Regions from separate parts of the Mus musculus genome. Here region 2 is linked to region 1. Evidence: chromatin loops called from intact Hi-C (ENCODE). Cell type or tissue: left cerebral cortex. All regions are shown on one strand. Each heading gives the region's core, and the rest is flanking DNA. Links, peaks and the distances in the headings are about the cores only.

What was found. A loop is a pair of places that touch in the nucleus more often than their neighbours do. Peaks named below come from ENCODE experiments on the same cell type or tissue, not always from the same donor. Only the 100,000 strongest peaks of a DNase experiment are listed, where the experiment ranks them.
Region 2: a loop joins it to region 1, with 1.9 times the contacts of the local background. A loop is called at or near these places in 4 of 42 quality-filtered maps.

What each region holds. Positions count from the first base shown.
Region 1 is chr1:135,581,067-135,591,630 of GRCm38, reverse strand. Nav1 (neuron navigator 1) reads left to right here and starts at 6,276. Exons shown (of 30, transcript NM_173437.2): 1 at 6,276-7,076. The coding sequence starts at 6,311. In left cerebral cortex, for the core only: a CTCF peak has its summit at 5,898; DNase peaks (open chromatin) are centred at 7,553, 8,194, 8,444, 9,290 and 5 more places; H3K4me3 peaks cover 3,927 bases; H3K27ac peaks cover 3,684 bases.
Region 2 is chr1:135,628,668-135,639,231 of GRCm38, reverse strand. It overlaps a transcript of Nav1 not described here. Among named protein-coding and RNA genes, the nearest start is that of Gm4793, 36 kb to the right of the region's middle. In left cerebral cortex, for the core only: a CTCF peak has its summit at 5,124; DNase peaks (open chromatin) are centred at 1,466, 3,684 and 7,519; H3K27ac peaks cover 1,515 bases.

The sequences.
Region 1 (10,564 bases), core at 1,418-9,417:
CCGACAGGCAGGCAGATCATAATCTCTCCCCTAAGCTCATACATCTGACCTTTGAGCCTAGAATGAAAACCCATAATCCCTGAGCTCAGGGAGTCTGTAGGACTCGAGAGGGTGTGCCAGGGACTTGTAGAGAGCACAGTAATGTCTTCTCTACCAGTTCTATGCAAAGCAAAGCTAGCAGCTGGGCTGTTGGCAAGCAAGTAGACCAATCTAAGAGGGCTTCCTGGAGGTGTAAGTGTGCTGGGGTGTTTGTGTGACAGCACTGTGTCCATCGTTAACTTTTTCTTATGCACATAGGAGTAGATGGGAGACCCTAGTCCTAGTTTAGTACTTATTATACCTGTAGCAGACAATCTGGGCTGTGAGGATACCGTGGCCTTGCTTACCCCTTTCTCTCAGATGTGTAGCAAAACTCCCCCATACCTCTGAATACAGAAGTTTGAGGGCTTAAGAGAGCCTCCTAGCTAGATTTCCCAAGGTCATTCCCCGAAGATATGGAATTTCTTTTGAAGGGGACAAGGGCAGAATCAGTGGCCTCCTCCTGTCCCAGGGCTGCTGAGGAAAGATGTTCCTGGGACTGCATCCCAGAGGCCTGGCTCCCACTCCACGCGCCAGCTGTGCTGTCTCTCACCACAGGGTACTGAGAGGTCACCCCTGTTTACAGGCCCCACACATCTGTTGTGAGTCACGCATTCATTCACTGAATCAGTCGTCACTCAGCAAATATTCCTGAGAGCCCACTATGCGCGCGCACGGGACTCTGATAGCCTTTGAAGACAAGTTCAACCAAAAATGGATTCTGAAGAAACACAAACAGATGATGAATGATGGCTACAGATGTTAGGGGATCATCAAAGTGGCTGCAGTGGGGCGGGGCGGGGCAGGGCAGGGGGTGGCATCCTTAAAGAAGGGGCATTAGCCTTCACAAAGGGTTGAGGGAAGTTGGGTTTGTTAGCACACAGCAATTTCAGCATTCAGAAAAGACTGAGGCAGGAGGATATTATGTTCAAAGCTAGCTTGGTGAGACCTTGTCTCAAGGGGGAAAAAATCCATTCAAGAGTTGTATAGGCCCAAAACCTTAGGGGTAATATTCTTCTCTTTTTTAATTTTGACAGAGGGTCTACTGACAATTAGCCTTATGACACTTTTTTAAAAAAACATTTATTTATTTATTATATGTAAGTATACTGTAGCTGTTTTCAGACACCCCAGAAGAGGGCATCAAATCTCATTACAGATGGTTGTGAGCCACCATGTGGTTGTTGGGATTTGAACTCAGGACCTTTGGAAGAGCAGTCAGTGGTCTTAACTGCTGAGCCATCTCTCCAGCCCAGGAGTAATATTCTTGACCCCCCTCTTTCCTGCACACCCACATTTAGCCCATGAGCAGGTTCTAATGGCTCTACTGTACGCCACTGCTGATTTCTTCTCATGACCACTGTCTCCATAACCATCTCCACTACTATCTATCTCCACCACCATCTTTCAGCTGAGCTCACCATTCAGCCAAGAACTTGTACAAGAACTTTTGCCTTCACAAAAGACTCAAAAGGAAGCCAGGTCTCTCTCTCTCTGACTGTGTGATTCCAAATGACATTTGTATATAAAGACCTAAAAGGCCCTCTGTGCCCTGCCCACCCCCAATTTCTCACCACTTTCTCACATCTTCTCACCCCTCTTCTTTCTCTCCAACATCTTATCTTCCTTGTTTTCTTTCAAAAATACACCATGAATTTCTTATTTCCATCTCGACTCTTTCTCCCTAGCATTTTTTTTTACATTTATTTTGCGTGTGTCCGTGGGACCCTAGAGGACAACTCTCCAGAGTCGGTTCCATGCTTTGGTTTCTGGGAGTGGAGCTGAAGTTGCCAAGCTCAGGGGCAAGCCTGCTTACCCACTGAGCTATCTTGTCGGCCCTTCCTTAGCACTTTTAAGTAACTGGTATCTCTAAGCCAATTCGTTGTCTGTCTTTTCCCACTGAGGATAAGGGTTTCTGTTTTGTTAAATCCTCAACATCTATCCCAGCTGACCATGAACCAGCATGAGCAACTGGGAGCTGTCTTTCTAGAGTCTCTGTGCTCAAACATCAGTTATTTCCACAGCCTCTGGCTGGTCTTGCCCGCATTCTGAGGTCCCTGCTGAGGGGTGGAGTGACTTAGGGAAATGACCAGGTAGAAGAACAGGGATATATCAGAATCTTCTTGGAAAGTTACAAAAAAGGTTATTATAGGGAGGTGAACACAGAAAGCCTTAAAGAGCTGTCACTCTTTGGGGTTGATGGTACCAGGCCCTAGCTGGGGATGACAGGCTAGGCTTGCACACACAACACACATGGTTGGGTTTCTAGTCCTTGTTCTCCAGATCCTGACTCTGGGCACAGAAACGAGAGTGCTGCCTGTCCCCAAACTCTGTGTTGAGCTCTGTAGGGAGTAGGGTGTGGACTCCCCCACCCACCCCGCCATGCTCTCTCCCGAACATTCCTTCTTTCCAAGGTCACCTTTCAAGGTCACTGGGTCAGAAACAGCTCAGCTCTCATTTCTACCTTCTTCTCCCTTCCAGTGCCTTCTCTTCAGCTCTGCTAACACTATCCCAACAAGCAGAGCCCCAGACCACACACCACCCCTGTGTTGTGTTACATCCTTTTCAGTCACAGGAGTGTGACAATGTAAAGTCCCCACAGCGTGCCTTTCCTTGGCGCTGTGCCTACATCTTCCTTCCTTACACTGCTTCAAACTATCAGTCAATAAGACATGGTTGAATCGCACATCCTAATTCCAGTACCAAAATGGGCGTGTCAAGCTTGCTATAAGAGTGCTAGGGACTGAAGATATAAATGATTCCAAACCAGCCTCTTTCCCCACCTTCCCAGTAGGAACTGGCAGGAGCCAGCTCTCAGGTCACTGACATCATCAGCACCCTCTGTCTGCCCAGCTCACTCCCCCCCACCCAATCTTGCAGTCCTTTGAGGATCATTGGTCTCTATGCAACAAACCATTTGAGACCTGGCATTTTCACAGGGTGGCAAAGGAGGAAATGGCTGAGGCTGAGGGGCTCAGGGCTGATCTTGAAACAGTATGACATGGCAGAACCCTCTCTTTTTAGGAATCACTGGAGGAAATGCTCTGTACATCTCGGCTTTATCGACAGATGCCAGAATGGCTGTTGCCACGGCAGCAGAGCATCCTCCCTCCAGAAGAGGACGGTTGGGAAACACTGGGGATGTGAAAAGAATAGGAAAGAGTGAGACAGAGGTGTGCTAGGGAGCCTTGGAGTATTCCAAGATGCCAGGCTGGTGTGTAAGGGACCGCTACCTGGCCCCGGGAAGATTCTATAAAGACAGGAGGAAGACGGCTCTCAAGGATCCTGGCAGTGAGGCAATTTGTGACATTGTGCATAGACAGTATTTTACATCTCAGAAACCGACAGGTGACGTGCTGTGGGGGAGGGAGAGGGACCCCAGGCTTAGAAGGTAGAAAGGGGTGGGGCCTCTATTCTGGTGAGAACAGCTACCAACCTGATTTCAGTCCAAAGTCTTTCATCTGGTCTGTCCTCTTCTAAAGAGAAGCAGAATTTCAGGGGCTGTTTACTGGACGAAGGGGAGGGACTTGAGATTTGGGGAATACGGAATCCCGTGAGAGACAGGCTAGAGGAACAAAGAGGGTACAGAGAAGAGGAAGACCTGAGCTGACACAGTGAGGGAGTGAGACACCGTGGCGGAAGGAAGGTCAGGTCCCAGGGGCAGTGGGCATCCGGAGCAAAGGAAATGCGGATGGACAGAAGGACTCATGGAATTGGGCCTCACAAAGTGCTGAAGGCCTCCCTACAGATATGGCCATCAGAGGGGAAGGATCAGGTTCAGCCAGGGGTATTGGCTGCAGCAGTAGGCATGAGTGAATGGACATGGGGTTGTTTAGTCAGGATGTTAACTAGAGGAGAAGAATCTATATGCTGGGGGCGGGGTGGGGGACGGGGGACTATCAATAACAACCAAGAACTTGGTCAATCCACCCACCTGCCCCCTTTGATTTTCAAATTGCATTTTTTAGAGACAGCAGCATCCCCGTGTGATGGAGTCAGGGAAATATTATGTAAATTACAGAATGGCGGATAAATAAGAATGAGAACTTTTAAAATGATTTTTTTCCCCACAATCCTAGCACTCAGGGGGCTGAAGCAGGAGGATTCCCAAGGCCCAGTGGTTTGTGACACTATTACAAGTCATCTGTGGGATCAGAGACATTCCAGCTCTTACTTGAACTAGGAGCTTATGTTCAGGCACAAGCATGAGTGCTTGTGTGTCCTGTGACAGCTCATAGTCTAGCTGGAGAGTCCCCAACAGTCCTCTGACAAGCTTCAAATCTCTGTGTCCTATATGGACTTGCAGGCTTGGCTCCACCTCTGAGTTTCCCAAGATCTGGACTTAGGGCCTTTGAGGGCACTCTGCCTGGTGAATCTCAACACCCAGACCTCTGCCTGCACTGTGAGGCAGCACCTCTTGCCACTGCTGTAACTAGAACACAACATATCCATGCCTGTCTTCCTGAGATAAGTGTGTGACATTGCATTTTTCACAAGGACAAAGTTATCTCCCTGAGTCTTGGGTTGTCTGCCTTGTATCCCTGTCAGGCATTAAGTTCTTTAAGGGTAGACTCTCTCCATCTTTCTCTGGATCTCCAAGGTCAGCTAAAAGTTCACAGTTCACCTCTCTGCCCAATAACCCCATTTCTAGCACTGTACTAGATACAGCCTCTCTGCTACAGTCCCTGTCCTAGAAAGGTTCATAGAATCTCAATCCAGCCCTGGGGTCATCATGGAAGTTAAAGTACCCAGGGCTCTGGTCAGTACCCTTGGCTCTGGCCAGCACCCAGTGTCCAGCCATCTGGCCTCAGAGCCTGAGTCATTAATACCTACTCTGGGCTAGCATGGTACTTGGAGAGCTCCTATGCTGATAGAACAAACATATCCAGGATCTCTTCAGTTGGTTCTGCAGCTGGGCAGTGGTGGCGCACGCTTTTAATCCCAGCACTCGGGAGGCAGAGTCAGGCAGATTTCTGAGTTCGAGGCCAGCCTGGTCTACAGAGTGAGTTCCAGGACAGCCAGGGCTACACAGAGAAATCCCGCCTCCAAAAACAAAAAACAAAACAAAACAAAAAATGCTCTGCCAAGGGACCTATGCTAACTCTCCTGTGTCCTTAGTGTCCCAAAGCCCCTTTTCCTAGGAAGCTAGGATTAAAACCATTGTAAGAGCAACAGAGGTTCAATGACTTTGACAAGGTCATGTGATCAAGTGGAATGGTGACTCGGACTCCTGCACCCAACAGTTAGCCGCTTCAACCCCTCAGGTCCCTGTCCCTGTCAACCCTAGGCACTGTCTAAAGCAGCCTGTTCTGTCCTGTGTCCCTTACCTTCTGGGTTTAGGAGGGCAAAATACACCATAGAGACTAAAGGTAACTAAAGGTAAAGAATTTCTGAGGGAAACCAAAGGTAACGGTTTGTGAGAGCTTCCCTCAGGCTCTGCCAGTTTCTACCCAAGACCTACAGGGCCACTCTTTCTCCTGGGTCAAAGACACCCTTTCCCAGGACCTTTACCTGTACCCCTAAGTCTCCCTTCCTCCACTCATGCTTTTTTCCAGATGCAGCAGGGAACCTTCTACCCCATCTCTCTGTAGAAAGCAAGGAGAAAAACTGGTGGGATCCTCTCTGTGCCCCCGGGGCTCAGCTCACAGACACCTCCCCCTCCCGAGCCAGAAATAGACACACTCTCTCCCCTACCTCCCTCCCCTTGCGCACACTCCACCCCTCCTCCTGTTTGCTCCCCGCCTTCCCCCTCCCCTCTTTCTCGCTGGGAGCTGCAGCCCGCAGCCTCTCCACGAGCTGGAAGGAGGAGTAGAGAGAGGGCGCTGCCCCGGAGTGTGCAGCCCGCAGCACGGATCGGCTAGCCGGGGGACAGAGACAAGATCCCAGCATCACAACACGACCTGGCTTCGATGGAGCCGCTGGTCTTCTATCGTTCCTTTGACTGATTTAAATTTTTTAATTTATATTCTCCCCGCCCCGCCCCTTTTCCTTCGACCCCGCCCCATCAACCCGCTATTTCCTTGCCTTTTCCTCTTCCCCGGCTTCCTTCTCCGCATTTCTTTCCCTTTCGCCCTCCGCTCGCCCCCTTGCTCCCTCCCCTTCCTCTCCCCTTCCTCCGCGGTTTCTTCCGTCCTCCCCCCCATTCCGCCCCCTCCTCTCCCGGCACTACCGCCCCCTCCCCCGCCCCGTGCCTGCAGACGCGCGGATCGTCCATGCGCTCCTCGCAGGCAGAATGCTGGGCAGCAGCGTCAAGAGCGTGCAGCCCGAGGTGGAGCTGAGCGGCGGCAGCGGCAGCGGCGGCGACGAGGGCGCGGACGAGTCTCGGGGAGCCAGCAGAAAGGCAGCCGCGGCGGACGGCAGAGGCATGCTGCCCAAGCGCGCCAAGGCGGCAGGAGGCAGTGGCAGTATGGCCAAGGCCAGTGCAGCGGAGCTGAAGGTCTTCAAGTCCGGCAGCGTGGACAGTCGTGTCCCCGGCGGGCTGCCTACCTCCAACCTGCGCAAACAGAAGTCGCTCACCAACCTCTCGTTTCTCACGGACTCCGAGAAAAAGCTGCAGCTGTATGAGCCTGAGTGGAGTGATGATATGGCCAAAGCACCCAAGGGTTTGGGCAAACTGGGGCCCAAGGGCCGCGAGACTCCTCTGATGTCCAAGACGCTGTCCAAGTCTGAGCATTCGCTCTTCCAACCCAAAGGTGGCTCAACCGGCGGCGCCAAGACCCCACTGGCTCCGCTAGCGCCCAGCCTAGGCAAACCTAGCCGGATTCCTCGGGGACCCTATGCGGAGGTCAAGCCTCTCAGCAAGGCGCCTGAGGCAGCGGTAAGCGATGATGGCAAATCGGATGACGAACTGCTTTCCAGCAAGGCTAAAGCGCAAAAGGGCTCAGGGACTGTGCCCTCTGCCAAGGGCCAGGAGGAGCGGGCCTTCCTCAAGGTGGACCCCGAGCTTGTGGTTACCGTGCTGGGCGACCTAGAACAGCTACTCTTCAGCCAGATGCTAGGTAAGACTTGCTGCCCCGCCCCACCCCGCCCCTGGTTTTCTCCTGGCCAGCTGCAGGAAGAGGTTTGCTTTCCCCCTTTCTCCCTTCTATACCGATCACTGGCCAGGTTAGGAGGGGTATTACTGCCCAGATGTGCAGAGCTGGCCTACCTCCAGCTGTGTCTGGCTAACGTGTGTCTTAAAGATGTCGCTGATGGGAGCCTGGGCTCTGCTGTGGCTTGTTGGAAGTGAGGGTGGACAATGGAGACGGGGGACTTGGGGGGCTCAGAAATCATTAGCTCCCTTGAATTTTAAGGTCCAGAGTCCTAATATGGCAAACCACAGTGAGGTTGGTAGAAACACCAGCTGAGGAGTAGTCTGCGCTGAATAACACAGCATCCAGCATTGCTAGGGAAGCCTAGGGTAGGAGATCTAGAGCAAAGATGTGGGGAAAGCAGATGTGAGGGCTAGTTGGTCCTTGGAGCAGGGCTGAGGCTCCACTTCCTCTGTGAATCCCGGGTGGGAGCTTGAGTCGGATTTCCCCGGGTGTGGGGGACCTGGCAGCAAGAAGTGTCTGGGGCCAGGGAGGCGGGCGGGCAGCCAGCTGTGCGCATCTGGATACACGTCCGTTCCCCCAGCCCCAAGCAGTCACCCCATCCCCCTAAATGTTTTAGGGAAAGGTCTGGGATTTTGCAAGGAGACTCCCGAGAAGCCTTTGCCCTTTGGCTAATGAAAGCCAAGCTGGCGGGAAGAGAGAAACAAAGCTTGCTCGGCGGAGGAAGCCAGAGAGCTGCTCCATTGTTCTCCAAGCCTGAACAGTCCGAGGAAAAAATCCCGAGCCAGCCCGGGAACCGTGTTTTCTTTCTGTGGAGTCCCTGTTCTCAGACAAGGATACATGGAAGATGTGCCTAAGGAGGCGGCTGTGCCTTGGTAGCCCGCACCAGCAGTACAAGAGCTGCGGGAGATCGGCTGCTAGCCACCTTAAGTGCACAGACTTGTTGCAGTGAATGTGGGTCCTCAGGCATCAGAGCCCAGGGACCCCATCTTCCTGGGTACCTTGTAGTCTGGTACCGGCTCTGCTGGGGGCTGGGAAGGGGCGTGTCGTGAGCGTGTGAAAGGGCGGGGCCAAGAGGAGGGTGGCGGTCTAAGTGACCAGATTGATGGAGAGAGAAGCTAGGGCTGGCCCAAGGCCCCTGGAGAATGCTGAAGGAAACCTGTTCAGCCTGCTGCAGTCTTCCTGAGACCTCCCCGCCTGTGGGGTGGTGAGGGTCTGGTGAACAAGGATTCTGCCTCTGACACAGATGGCTCGTGCAGACTGGACAAGGGCAAAGGGAGGAAAACAGCCTTGTGCCTTTCGGCTCCTCCCCAAATTCGATTTGAGAGTGGAAAGGAGGGATGGGGTGGAGTGTGTAGAAGTGACAGGCAGAAGTGCCACCCTATTGCCTGTTGAGCCTCTCAGAGATCCTGCCCTCGAGGAGCTCTCCATTCAGTGGGCTTAGACAGACAATAAGGAAAACTAGGCACCAGGCACCCAGGGAGCTATGTGGAGAATGAAAACTGGACTGGGGTCTAGAGAGGGACTGAGAAGGGAGGCCTGTCTTAGGCCTCACCGAAGGAGGTGGCCATGGAATTGGGCCTTGAGACATGGGGCTATCTCGGAATGAATGTACATAGTCTAAAAGGGCTGAGGGGAAAGGGCCTTCATATGCTTTGGGCAGGGGAGGAGGGGTGTTGGAGTAGAGGGCAGAGCCCCATGTTTAAGGTCAGGACTTCCTCTGTTTGGGGTGGGGTTAGTTAATCCAGCCCTCCTTCGTCAAGGCATTTCCCACACTGCCCATCAAAGGCCTCTTAGCCGCTTCTCAAGAAAGGTCACCACAGAAACTCTGAAAGATGGTCGTAGAGTTGGCTAGGGACAGGAGAGGAAGAGAAGTTGAGCCGTGGTCCCTTATTCCTGCCGAGCTGTTGTTTCCCCATCACTTAACAAATTATCGGGCGACCAGGGACCTCCTCCCTTTTTTAACTGGTCAGATGCTGGGCCAAAGGCAAGAGCCTGCTGCCTGTGCTGAAGAATCCATTCGTTCCTGAGTCCTCAGTTACAGCTCTTTTGTGGGAGACCTAAGAGGAGGAAGGGCCTACAGGTGTGGAGGGGTCTGATGAAGGTGTGTGTGCACTGGTCCTGGGCCAGCAGAGCCATTCTCATGGCCTCGTGGAGAGCCGTGGAGCTTCGCCTTCGGGTGGAGGGGAGAGGTGTGAAGTCTGCAGAGGTTTCCGTGTTGCCTCTAGATGAGAAGACCAAGATATGGTGGTGGCATCAGGCCCCAGAATATACTGTCTAGTCAGATGATAGGAGGCGGCTGATGACTTTAGGCCAAGCCTTCTTCCTGTGTGCAGATGAGGTAGAGAGGACCAGGAGGCGTGAGGGAGAAGGTAGAGCCAGTTGGCATCCCAGGGCCTGTACAAGTATGCCCAGGGTCAGGACAGGCCCCTGGTGTGCAGCAGGGCAAGCATCTGGGGACGAGGCTGCGATGATGTCTCCCCATGGCCAAAGTCAAGGAGTTTTTGCGCCCACCCTTGAAGCCCAGTATCAGCTTATGCACATTCCCCGGTACCATCTCAGACCCGACTCTGCAGGCCAAGGGCAGGGAGCTGGGACAGCCTCAAATAGGAGCCTTTGTGGAATAAAGGGGAAGAACTGCAAGCTGGTCACCCCTTCCGTTTCAGCTGGGGCCCAGATGATCGAACCAGGCTCTCGGTCCCTTCCCTAACCTGAAAGCTGCCAAGTAACTACGGTCCCCCGCTGGAGACAGTGGAAAGCATAGAAGGCTAAGGGCCAGTCCCAGGGGAAATAGGCCAGTTCTAGTACCCTAGCTTGATAGTCCCTGAGATAGTTTTGATTCTGGAGGAAGGACAGTAGGCTAGCTCAGGGGCAAAGCAGAAAGTGATATTCTCCAAATCTTTGTCCAGAAGTCCTAAGTTCTGGTTCCTCCTCTAGGGCTCAGTTTCCCCATCTATGAGTGGAAGAGGCCCTCTCATGGCTCATCCTGTAAGGGCAGAGGCTGGGATTGATTAGACCTTGGTAAACATCCTGGGTGGATCAAAGAGCACTTATATTAACATAGAGAAGTTAAAATTACAGTTATACCCCCCAAGTCATACTTTCTTCAGCTCATCAGCTCTTTATCGGAAGATTAAAGCAGTCAGTTTGTTGACTCCCCAAACGTTCAGCCTTTCAGGAAAGACTGGAACAGAGTAAAACAGTTACGATGACCCGAGGTCAGGGTGAGAAAGAGCCCAGGTCTTGGCATTCCTAGTCCCATTTCTTCACAGAAGGTGTCTGGCATCCATGGATGGGTTTCCATGGCAACAGTTCTCTACCCTCAGAAGCACCGACCAAATACAATTAAGGAGAAAAGGCAGGAAGCTATCCATTTCTAAGGCACTGGGGCGTTGGGGAGGAGGGTTGGGAAAGGATTGCTTCGGAGAATGCACTCTGGACTTGTATCAAGTGCT
Region 2 (10,564 bases), core at 949-8,948, 48 kb before region 1:
ACAAGGACAGTATGAACAGGAAATGCATCCAGGCTCCTCTGATCACCCACACTCACCCTTCTCTCCATCCCACTCTCTCCTGCCTTCCATTTTATTTTTATTTTTTTAGAAATTTTGGCAGCCTTTTTGAGGTATAATGAAATTCAACGTGCTTTTAACAAAATTATTCAGTTGTTTAATTTTAATCATGATATAAAACATTTCCATCTTCCCCAAAGTTCCAAACAGTCAGTCTCCCTTTTCCTGGTCCTTGGCACCCTCTAAAGGAAGGAGAAATCAGTATTTGCTTGGATGAAGCTTATGTCTATGCTACAGCAAGGGTCAGACTATGTAGTCACAGGTCATTGAGCTGGGCCAGCCACACCTAATGCTGAACCATCCAGGCCTCCTTTTCGAGCACCAGAGAGTGAAGCAGGGTGGGGTTGTGATGGACTTTAGGTGGGCCTGCTGCAGCTCTGATTCAATGTCTGGACCACTGATGACCATAGTGTCTTGTCTTCCTCATGCCCACCCTCCATCCCCCGCTTCTCCTTCTGTCTTTCTCTGGCTTTATTGTCCTGGACCAGTGGCACCATCTACCCAGCTACCTATCTTTTTCCTTCATGCCTCTCTGCGTGCTAGCGGCAGTCAGTTTTATGAGATGGAGGATGGGGAGACCACTCTGTTCCCTGCAGAATTCCCAGCTAGCCCTGACAATGGTGTCCATCACAAAGCTGACCCTACTATCTGGATGAATGACTGCTCCAGCCCCGTGCTTTTGCCATGCTGTATAACAAGTGTGTAAGAGTCAAAACCCAGCTGTGCAGTGGTGGCGCACGCCTTTAATTCCAACACTTGGGAGGCAGAGGCAAATAGATCTCTCAGTTCGAGGCCAGCCTGGTCTACAGAGTTAGTTCCAGGACAGCCAGGGCTGTACAGAGAAACTCTGTCTCGAAAACCAAAAAGGAAAAAAGAAAAAAAAAGTAAAAAACCCTGTAAGGCTTTTTTTTCCATCCCTGCCTTCTAATTTGCTGCTTCTTCTTAGATAATGTAGGCACCTGGAAAAAAATAAAAGACAGAGAAGGAAGGTAGTTTTTGTCATTGTTTAGCCTCAAGTGACAGGGTGATCCAACAAGAACCTCTTAGTCCAGGACCCAGGAGGAAACATACCCTATGTATATATGCACAAGGTGTCTGTCTGCATCAGGCCCACCTTAGCTCCGTTGCAGTGGAGTGGCCTCTTGGGGGCTCCTGGTGAGGTACTGGTCCTGCCTGGCTGAACAGGCCTGATGTAGAAGAGGGAATGGGAAACCATAGGGAACTAGGCCGGCACTCAGAGAAAACAAGCATATACAAATGTATGCAGATGTATGCAAATCTCTGCAGCTTTGCCCGGAGCCTAGCTGGCTCTCTGAGTGGGAGCCTGGACCCCACCCTAGGTTCAACATCTCTTTTTGGCCCATTAATCTCTTCCTCCTACTTCTCCCTCCCAGGAGCATCTGCCTCTTCACGGTGGCATTTTCCCTGGACCACATGAGGGGTCTGGGAAGATAAGAAAGCTGAGTCACCAGGCAGGGGAAGGAAGAGACACAGTTCCAAGCTGGGAATGACAGCATGGGAAAGTGGCAAGAGAGCTAACTCACTTCCTGCTCACAAGTCTCTGTTTAGCCCTAGATGTCAAAATCACCAGCTTTTAGATGGGGCATTACCACTCAGCTTCTGGGACAATCTAAGCAGAGCTCTGGGTTCTCGGGCAAACCAAGCAGCGAGGAAATGGTTGTGTGGGCCTCCTCTACCTCTCCTCTCAGTGCCCATTGTCCTCTCACAAGGCAGGTCTCCTGAGGCACCTAATGGGGGACACTAACTCTCCTGTGGTGCGGGCCCCCAGTGCTCTACTGAGCAATCCCCGTCTCACTGCCATCCTCTCATTTACTGTTGGCCAATCTAAGGGGCAGCTACGGCAGATGTGAGCCTCAACCAAGTTTGAGGGAAAAGCCTGTGGGCCCCACTCTGAAAAAGTGCAGGGCCGACTGGGAAGTGGTGGGACAAAAGACCAAAGAGCAAGTTCTGGACAGCTCTCAGCTTTACTGTTCCTCTTGGTAGTGGGTGAGAATCATTTCCCTAGTGCCCCACAGCCAACACCAGCATGTCTCCTGCTCCTCCTATGAGACAGTGGAAAGAGGAGTGGTTAGCGAGCGTATCAGCTGTGAATGAAAGACCTGGGAGGCTGTGCTCAAAGTCAGATAGCTAAGAGCGATTAGAAAGGAGGATGGAAGAGGATGGAGGAGGATGGAGATGGAGGATGGAGATGGAGGATGGAGATGGAGGATGGAGGGTAGAAGATGGAGGAAGAGATAACCAGATGTATCTTGCAGGGAAGCTGAGGAAAACACAGGTCTCATGGCTCAGTCAGCAAAATGGGGACACATTGCTGAAGGGCCACCTGGATGAGGAGTCAGCCCTTGTCCCTCTGGTTCAGGCTCCACTGTCAGACGAGGGACGATTGGAATACATTTAGTGTCCCTCTCCTGTGACTCAGACGCTGTCATTCTCAGTTACATCTTTTCTCTCTCTCTCCCTGATCTCTAGGCGCCTCAAGGGAGGTTGTCCTTATCATCAAAGATGCCCCCTAACCTTGCCATCAATGTCCCTGGACCTTGGGTCGTAACCAAGACTCTGGTGGGAAAAGCAGCCTTCAGTCGCAGCCCCCTGTCCTTTGGCTTTATGAGGCTCTCCATGATGAATGCCCTCCCCAGGCCCAACCTGACTCCAGCTGTAGGCCCATCCATCCGTCAGTCTCACGGCCCTTCAGTAAGAGAGGGGACACTTTAGCCCTCAGACTCCAACCCACTCCAGGCCTGCGTCTTCCTCTCCCCTGGGGTAGACTAATGCAGGCTCATAAATTAAGACATCTGCTCTCTCTCCCCTGTAAGCCCAGAAACCTGGGGCTCTGTAATATCTCCCTTGTTTTCTTTGGCTCTATTTAACTTTCCTCCAATTAGTTAGGCCCTGGGGCAGCGGCTAGACGACAGATGAGTCAGAGGCACCAGATCCAGAACCCAGAGTTTATCCAAATGTCGGGGACCTGGTTGTTTTTCTATTCTTTTGCTCAGTTCTCCCAGCTTCTATGCCCTGGACCTGCACCAGATTTGTGGTCACTGGTGCATCTCCTTGCTATTAACTCTACTGATAGAATGAGGAGAGAGCTGTTTAACATATGCTTAAGTACACATTTTGCACCCCTCAAGATTGAGGCTCCCCAGTGGTCTTAGTGCCGGCTCCTCCCTCAACCCCGAGCTACACCTCCTCCCAAAACTATCCCTGCTGCTTCTGTCCGGCTGCAGCTGCAGAGATGATGATGATGATGGGCTGGGGCCATGGGAGGCTCGCCAGGATGCTGATGAATTAAGAGCAGGTGTTGAGAGTCTGACTTCAGGTCCTGGGGGTTCAGGGATGGGGGAAACACATCAGTACAGATGGGAAGAGGGGAGAGATCTTTGGTACGCTGCTATACAGAGAACAGCCTGACAAGAGCAAAGAGCTAAGAAGTCTGACTATGGGAAGGAATTGTTTCTCCACCACATGTGTGCCTCAAAGAGCCATTTTGGGTCCAGGCTGTGCTCAGCCCCACACCACGGCCACGGCAGTGTCTCAAGCTTGCAGAGGCTCACTTCTGCCTGCCTTGTCCGTATCATAGGCTTCTGGCCCACGCAGGCTTGGAGTTTCAGAATGACTGTAGAAAAAGAGAGAGGAAGAGGTGGCTGCTAGAAAGATACAGCAGAAAGCTCCTGCTCAGGGACTGCAGGAAGCTGCAGGAAGGGTGCCTCAGAGCCACCCATTGGTCTGTGCTGACAGGGATTTCTTTTAGGGTACCCTGAGACCAGTGAATGGCTACTGGCAGAGGCCGGGTAATTCCGGTGGTTCTGTAGCAAGGCCAACTGTGCAGTCATCGTGATGCAAGCCTTCCAGCCCATTATCAGGTAATGGCAGAGACAAGGTCCATCTAGGTTGCCTGACTCTAGTAGAAGGGAGAGGAGGAAACAGGGAGGTAGGTGTTATCTCCTGAGGGTGTATCAAAAGTCGATCCTCTGGCACGAGGGTAACGGGGAAAGTAAGGAGAGTGATGGTCTGCAGGAAAGGCAGTTGGACCCTCCCCCCACGCCTCCCACCCAGTCTTGTAAAGGAAGGAGCAGAACAGCAGGAAATGGTTAAGGAGGGAGGAAGGCAGCCACAGGTTTCCAGGTTGGAACTAGGAGGTATGGGAGCTGTCCAGCACGGAAACCTGCTGAAACCAGCAAGGACCTGCGGCCTGAAGTGGGTAGGAAGGCAATGTCTCTCCCAGGGTTGCTGTTTTCCTCTTGCTGCCTCCACTGTGTTTCAGGGAGGTATGTTGGAGGGACCAGCCAGTTGGTTCTGGAAAAGGAAACACTGAGAAGAGAATATCTGAATCTTCTCCATGGGGAAAGGCATGAGAAAAGTAACAAAGCTAAGCACTGGTCCAAGACAAGGCGTGCTAGCACATCCCCGAAGGCAAAACGTGGCAATATGGAACATTGCTTGCACCTCTAGTACTCACATGGTGACTCACTATGTGTCCGAGTACTGGTGTGTCCAAGCCAGGGTGACTTGGTCCTCAGACAGTCACATTGGGAGAGCCCTCGTCTCTGCAGTCTAAGGCTCAGCTTGAGTGTCTGTCTCTGCTCCAAAACTTGCTCATTTGAGCTCTATTTTCTCAGGTGCTTCTGTGAGCTCCTGTGCTGTGCTAGGCTCAAGGACGTATGAGAACCACAAAGGCACCTTATTCAGATACACAGCCGTTAGAATCAAGCACAGTTCTGCTTCTCTTCCTCCAGTCAGTGAGCCCTTTCTATTTGGCTGACATTCAGAAATGCTGTCTTTGGTGAGCTTCCCTTCTCTGGCTCAACTGACACTTTTTCCTCAAGTGACTCCTCGAAGCCTCCTCCCCACCCCAGATGCCAAGGCATCACCTTTACCTACAGATTCTTTCTTTTCAGACGTAGCAGGCATGGTGGTATGAACAGGAATGGCTCCCGTAGACTCAAGTGTTTGAATGCTTGGCTCAGGGAGAGGCACTATGAGGAGGTGTGGCCTTGTTGGAGTGGGTGTGGCTTTGTTGGGGGAAGTGTGTCACTAGGAGGCAGGCTTTGAGGTTTCAGATGTTCAAGTCCAGCTCAGTGAGTCAATCTTTTCCTGCTACCTCCTGATCAGGATGCAGAACTCTCAGTTCCTTCTCCAGTATCATGTCTGCCTGCATGGTGCTGTGCTTCCTGCCATGATGATAATGGACTAAACCTCTGAAACTGTAAGCCAGCCCTAATTAAATGTTTTCCATTATAAGAGTTGCCATGGTCATGGTGTCTCTTCCCAGCAATAAAACCCTAAGACACCTGGCTTTTAGTTAATCTAGGGGCAGGCTTTGAACTGGGGAAGGACAGGCTGGAACAGCTATGCACAGTGAAAGGTCAGGATCAGAGTCTGGCTCTCCAGCATGACCACTGTCTTACAGCCCAGAGAAAAAGAGGAAGTCCCTTCCCACTGCTTTGGGATAACTTGAAAGCAGTATTCTTGTGCTGTTTCTGCTATGACATGTGCGTCTTCTGTAACCAGGATATTCTTTACCTCTTGCTTCAGTCCTTCCCAGCATGCCCCTCTTCTGGTACGCTCATTAACTGTGGTTATCTCACTTCGTGACTAGCTCCCCAGAAGTTGTCTATGTCGTTTTAGTCAGAGATGTCATGGGAAGCCAAGAAGGCTCTGAGGCCTGCAGCTTGGACTTAAATATTGGCCAATCTAATCTGTGTCTTAGTGGGATTAAGATGAGTGCCTCGACCAGAGTCAGTCTCCTTTCTCTTACTTGTAAAATGGAAACAGTAACATTTTCCACATCACAGGGTTTTCTGAAGTGAAATTAGCTGATACATATGAAAGGCTAGGGGCAGTGGCTGGTACACAGTGAATGTCACATATACTCTTGTCTCTTGTCACTGCATTTCTCTCAAGCGTCTGTCTGCCTTGTGGACCTCATCTCTCCCGTAAGGCTGGAAAGCCCCAGAAGCACCTTCATGTGTCCTCCAACCTGGATGCTTCCTGACGGCAGATATTCTTCTCTCCTTGGGGGTAATCCAACACTGACGCTGATGCTAGCCCTAAGTTAGCCAGGGCTTCGGACACACCAAGGGAATATGAACAACCTCATATCGTTACCACCTGGGCCTGAGAGGTACCCTCATGGGTTAGACTGCCAAAGAATTCCTGTTTTGTTTTGTTTTCTAGATCACTCAAGGACTAACACTGTCATTCTTTTTTTTCTCTCTCTCTCTCTCTCTCTCACATACACACACATATACTTCCTACAGACTCTCCCTCCTTTTTTTAAAAAAAGATTTATTTATTTTATATATGTGAGTATACTGCTTTCAGACACACCAGAAGAGAGGGTCAGATCCCATTACAGATGGTTGTGAGCCACTGTGTGGTTGCTGGGAATTGAACTCAGGACCTCTGGAAGAGCAGTCAGTGCCCTTAACTGCAGAGCCATCTCGTCAGCCCCAAGCTTCCCTTTTTGGTCATTCCCAAAGTACTTTGTGTAGTTATCTATTTAACCGTATTTATTGACCACACAACAGGGTTGTGGGAGGTAGTGATGGGCTTCTAGAATGCCCCCATTGAACTTACAGCCCTGTGGGAAGAGACTGAACAGGTAGGATGAGTTTTAACAACACACAGAAGGAACTCTGGTTTAGCCCAAGGGCTGCAGAAGTGACCTTGTAATCAGAGCCAACAACTATGAAGCACGCCTATGGGCAAGTGGGGTAGTTTGCATGAAAATGGCTCCATAGGCTCATAGGGAGTGGCACTATTGGGAGGTGTGGCCTTGCTGGAGTGGGTATGGCCTTGTCAGAGAAAGTGTGTCACTGGGAATGGGCTCTGGGGTCTCTGATGCTCTAGCCTGGCCAGTGTGTCATTGTCTCTCCTGATGCCTGAGGATCCAAATGTAGAATTCCTGTAATTTTTGCATGCATGTCAGCCTGTATGCCACCATGCTTCCCACCATGATGATAATGGACTAAACCTCTGGACTGTAAGCCAGCCCCAGATAAATGTTTCCTCTTATAACAGTTGTGGTGGCCGTGGTGTCTCTTCACAGCAATAGAAACCCTAGGACAGCAGTTTAGAGTGTTCTGGGTTTTCTGCAGCCTCCTCTTGCTTCCCAGCCTCTACCTTCTCAAAGCACCCAGCGTTTCCTGGGATTCACACATACCTGTCTTTACCGCATATCTCCCACTTCCAATCTTACCATCTTTCTGGGGGCTCTGTGTTGATTGGAGTTGAGACTTTCTGAGTGAGCAGCGCTCGTAGTGCAAACCACAGATGATCAGATAACATCCTAACATGCCCCGGAGGGCTTCCAGCTAATGTTTGAAGACTGGATCTACAGACACCTTCCTGCAGGCTGCAGCCTCTGCTCTGCTGGGCTGAGTGCCAAGCTACGATAACACAGGGAGCACGTGGGCCAGATTTCCTCCTTCCTACTCCTCAGGAAGCTCCGCCCCTGCCCTCCACCCTACTTCCTGTTTAGCCCAGAAGTCCAGGTCAGCTTCCTTAACAGCTGTTGCTCATGTTCTTCATTTAGACTGGTGAGCTAGCAGCTCAGTGAGATGAAGTGAGGCCAATCCTTCCCAGGAGCCTTCATTCCGGGGCCCGCAGAGAACAAGAGTGGGGGGGGGGGGTTGACCATCCTGCCTCTGTAAGGGACAGAGGAGAGGAGCCCAGCTTCAGGGACCAAGAAGCAGACCAGCATATTGATTGTCTAGTCTGATCCAGACACAGTACTTGGCAGCAGACTAACTTCCTCAAGAAGGCATCATTGCTAGAGATGTCCAGGATAGATCAGGAGTGAAGAGCATTGTTGTGTACGTGGCATGGAGACGGAGCTCAGGGCCTCTCTTCTCCTCAGAGAAGGTCAGGGAGATCTTCTCAGATGGGAAATCTTTTTTTTTTTTTTTTGGATGGGAAATCCTAGTGGTACCCAGGCAGCAGAGTCTTCAGTCCAGGGACTGGGGGATGGAGAGAGGAGGCTGCTCTTCCTTCTATGGTTAGTCTTGGAGCTGAATGGGTTCTACAAGGGTCATCCTATCCTTGCCCTTGCCTTGGACAGGTGGCTAATATCAGGGAGGTATTAGGATTAGGGGGCTCTGCCCTTCACTCAGAAACCACTTCCAGCCCTGCGTGGTGTACATGCTTGTAATCCCAGGGGACCCCAAGTTAAAGGCCATCCTGGAGGACATACTGAGAGCCTGTCTCAAGAAACGGAAAACAACACAAACATTTCTGGAGCTTTTCCTGGGGCCTGGACTGGATTGGTCCCACTTAACATAAGGAGGAGTCAAACCAGGTATCTGGGTGTTGGGGGTCACTGACTTTCCCAGTCTCCTCACCTAGGCCCCGCTGGCAAGGATGGATCTCCTAGGAAAGAGAAATCATATCAGAGAGCTCTCTGAGAAGGTAATGCCACACGCTTCATGGGGCACATGTTCAGGATCTCCCGGCTGCCACCCTGGTCATTTTCTTCTCTGGTTCTAATTTTTATGGTTGGAAAGGGACTTCAAGACCCTATCTTAGTGAAAATGGAAGACAAAGGTTTTATATCTGCAAAGCCCATTAGCCAGCATCCCTCGATTCATGGCGGATATGCCACCCCAGTCCATTAACCTCTACCGGGCCAGCCCTCCTGCTCTGGATACAATTCAGTTTTCTGTGACCCTCGTAAACTACAGAGCACAAAACTAATGTGTTGAGAGTTTCATGAGGTCCTGACCCTAGTACAGAGGTCTGGGATCTCAGACACAGGATCCCCACCCCCATCCCCTGATGTTGATGTTCTGGAAGTATCTTTCTATGAATCTTACCTCTCTAGAAAGATAAGCCTTTACCAGGGGTCTTTTTATGGGGGGAGCTGCAGGAAGGCTTCCTGAGAACACTCAGATTCCTGTTAGCACCATTCTTATCCTTGCTATAAAAGAGGCCATGCTGGGGATGGGGCCCGAGGGTGTGGAGCGGGGAGGGGAGAGTGTCTGTGTCATAAGCAAGAAAAGATCCGCAGTGCTTAAGCGCTGGGTGCATCACCAGGGCTAGTCTGAGGAGGGAGAGAAACAACACTTTATTTGGAAACAATTCTGCTGAGATGCAGTGTCTCAACTTCTCTTTCCAGCTGTTTGTTATGAGGTGCTTGCTGTGTGCTCAAAACAGGGGCTGAGTCTTAAAGTTACAGGCCATGTTCTGGGCTTCGATCCAAAGGAGCAGCTCAGAGCAGATGAGCAGCCCTTAGGGGAAGGGTCCTAAGCAGTCAGCTCTTCTGGGTTCCCCTTATTTATTAGGGTTCTGGGGCAGTTCTCTCTCAAAGCCTTTGCACTTGGAATGACCCTTGGACAGGAAGGCACCCAGGCTGGGGTAGAGGAAGGTTTCCATAGAAAGAGTCTCCAGGTGGAGGCAGCCAGTGAATCTCCTGCAGGGCTCACCTTCTCTGAGACTTAATTTCTCCTTCCTTGGGTTCCAAACCTAGAATGGACAGTAAAACAAATGTCTTCTGCCTTTTCTCTGAAACATGGCAAGGTGGACTACAGTCTTTATTTTATTTGTTTGTTTGTTTGTTTGTTTGTTTGTTTTTCCAGAGCTGAGGACCGAACCCAGGGCCTTGCGCTTGCTAGACAACTGCTCTACCACTGAGCTAAATCCCCAACCCCTTATTTTTATTTTTATTGGAGTTTTTTGAGACAGAGTTTCTCTGTGTAGTCCTGGCTGTCCTGGAACTCACTCTGTAGACCAGGCTGGCCTCGAACTCAGAAATCTGCCTGACTCTGCCTCCCGAGTGCTGGGATTAATGGCGTGCGCCATCACTGCCCGGCCTGTCTTTTTATTTTTGAATTAACATTTTATTTTGCATGTGGGCGCACATGCACCGTGGCATGTCTGTGGGGGTCAGAATGACATTGTGCAGGGATTGCTTCTCTCCATCCACTGTGTGAGCCCTGGGAATGCAACTCAAATGGTTGACAAATGCCTTTACCCACTGAGCCATCTCACTGGTTCAGGATCCAGTCTTCAAAGGGCATTGTGGGTTTTAGAAGGTGGAGGTGAGCCAAATGCAACAGGAAAAGAAGGGACCATTGAAGGAAAACAAAACAAAACTGGTGAACTCCAAAGAGAGCTTGCAGTTTAGTCAATAGTAATATGCCGGTGTTAGTCTCCAGGTTTTGACAATGACGTGTGGTTGTGTGAAGCTTGAACATTAAGGGAAACCGGGCAGAGGGCAGATGGGAGTGCTGCTCCTTTTCCTAAGAAAATAAATAATAGCAAGTGCTGGTGAGAATTCAGGGAACAGGGAGCACGTACACACTGTTAAGCCATTATAACCAGTACAGAAATCGGTATTGAGATTCTTTAAAACAAAGCAGCAGCAACAATGTAAAAACTGTATTCCATGATCCAGCTACACCGCTCCAAGTGCAGAGACCCCACGTGCCATGGTTTACTGTTGTATTATTTACAATAGAAATTACAAAGC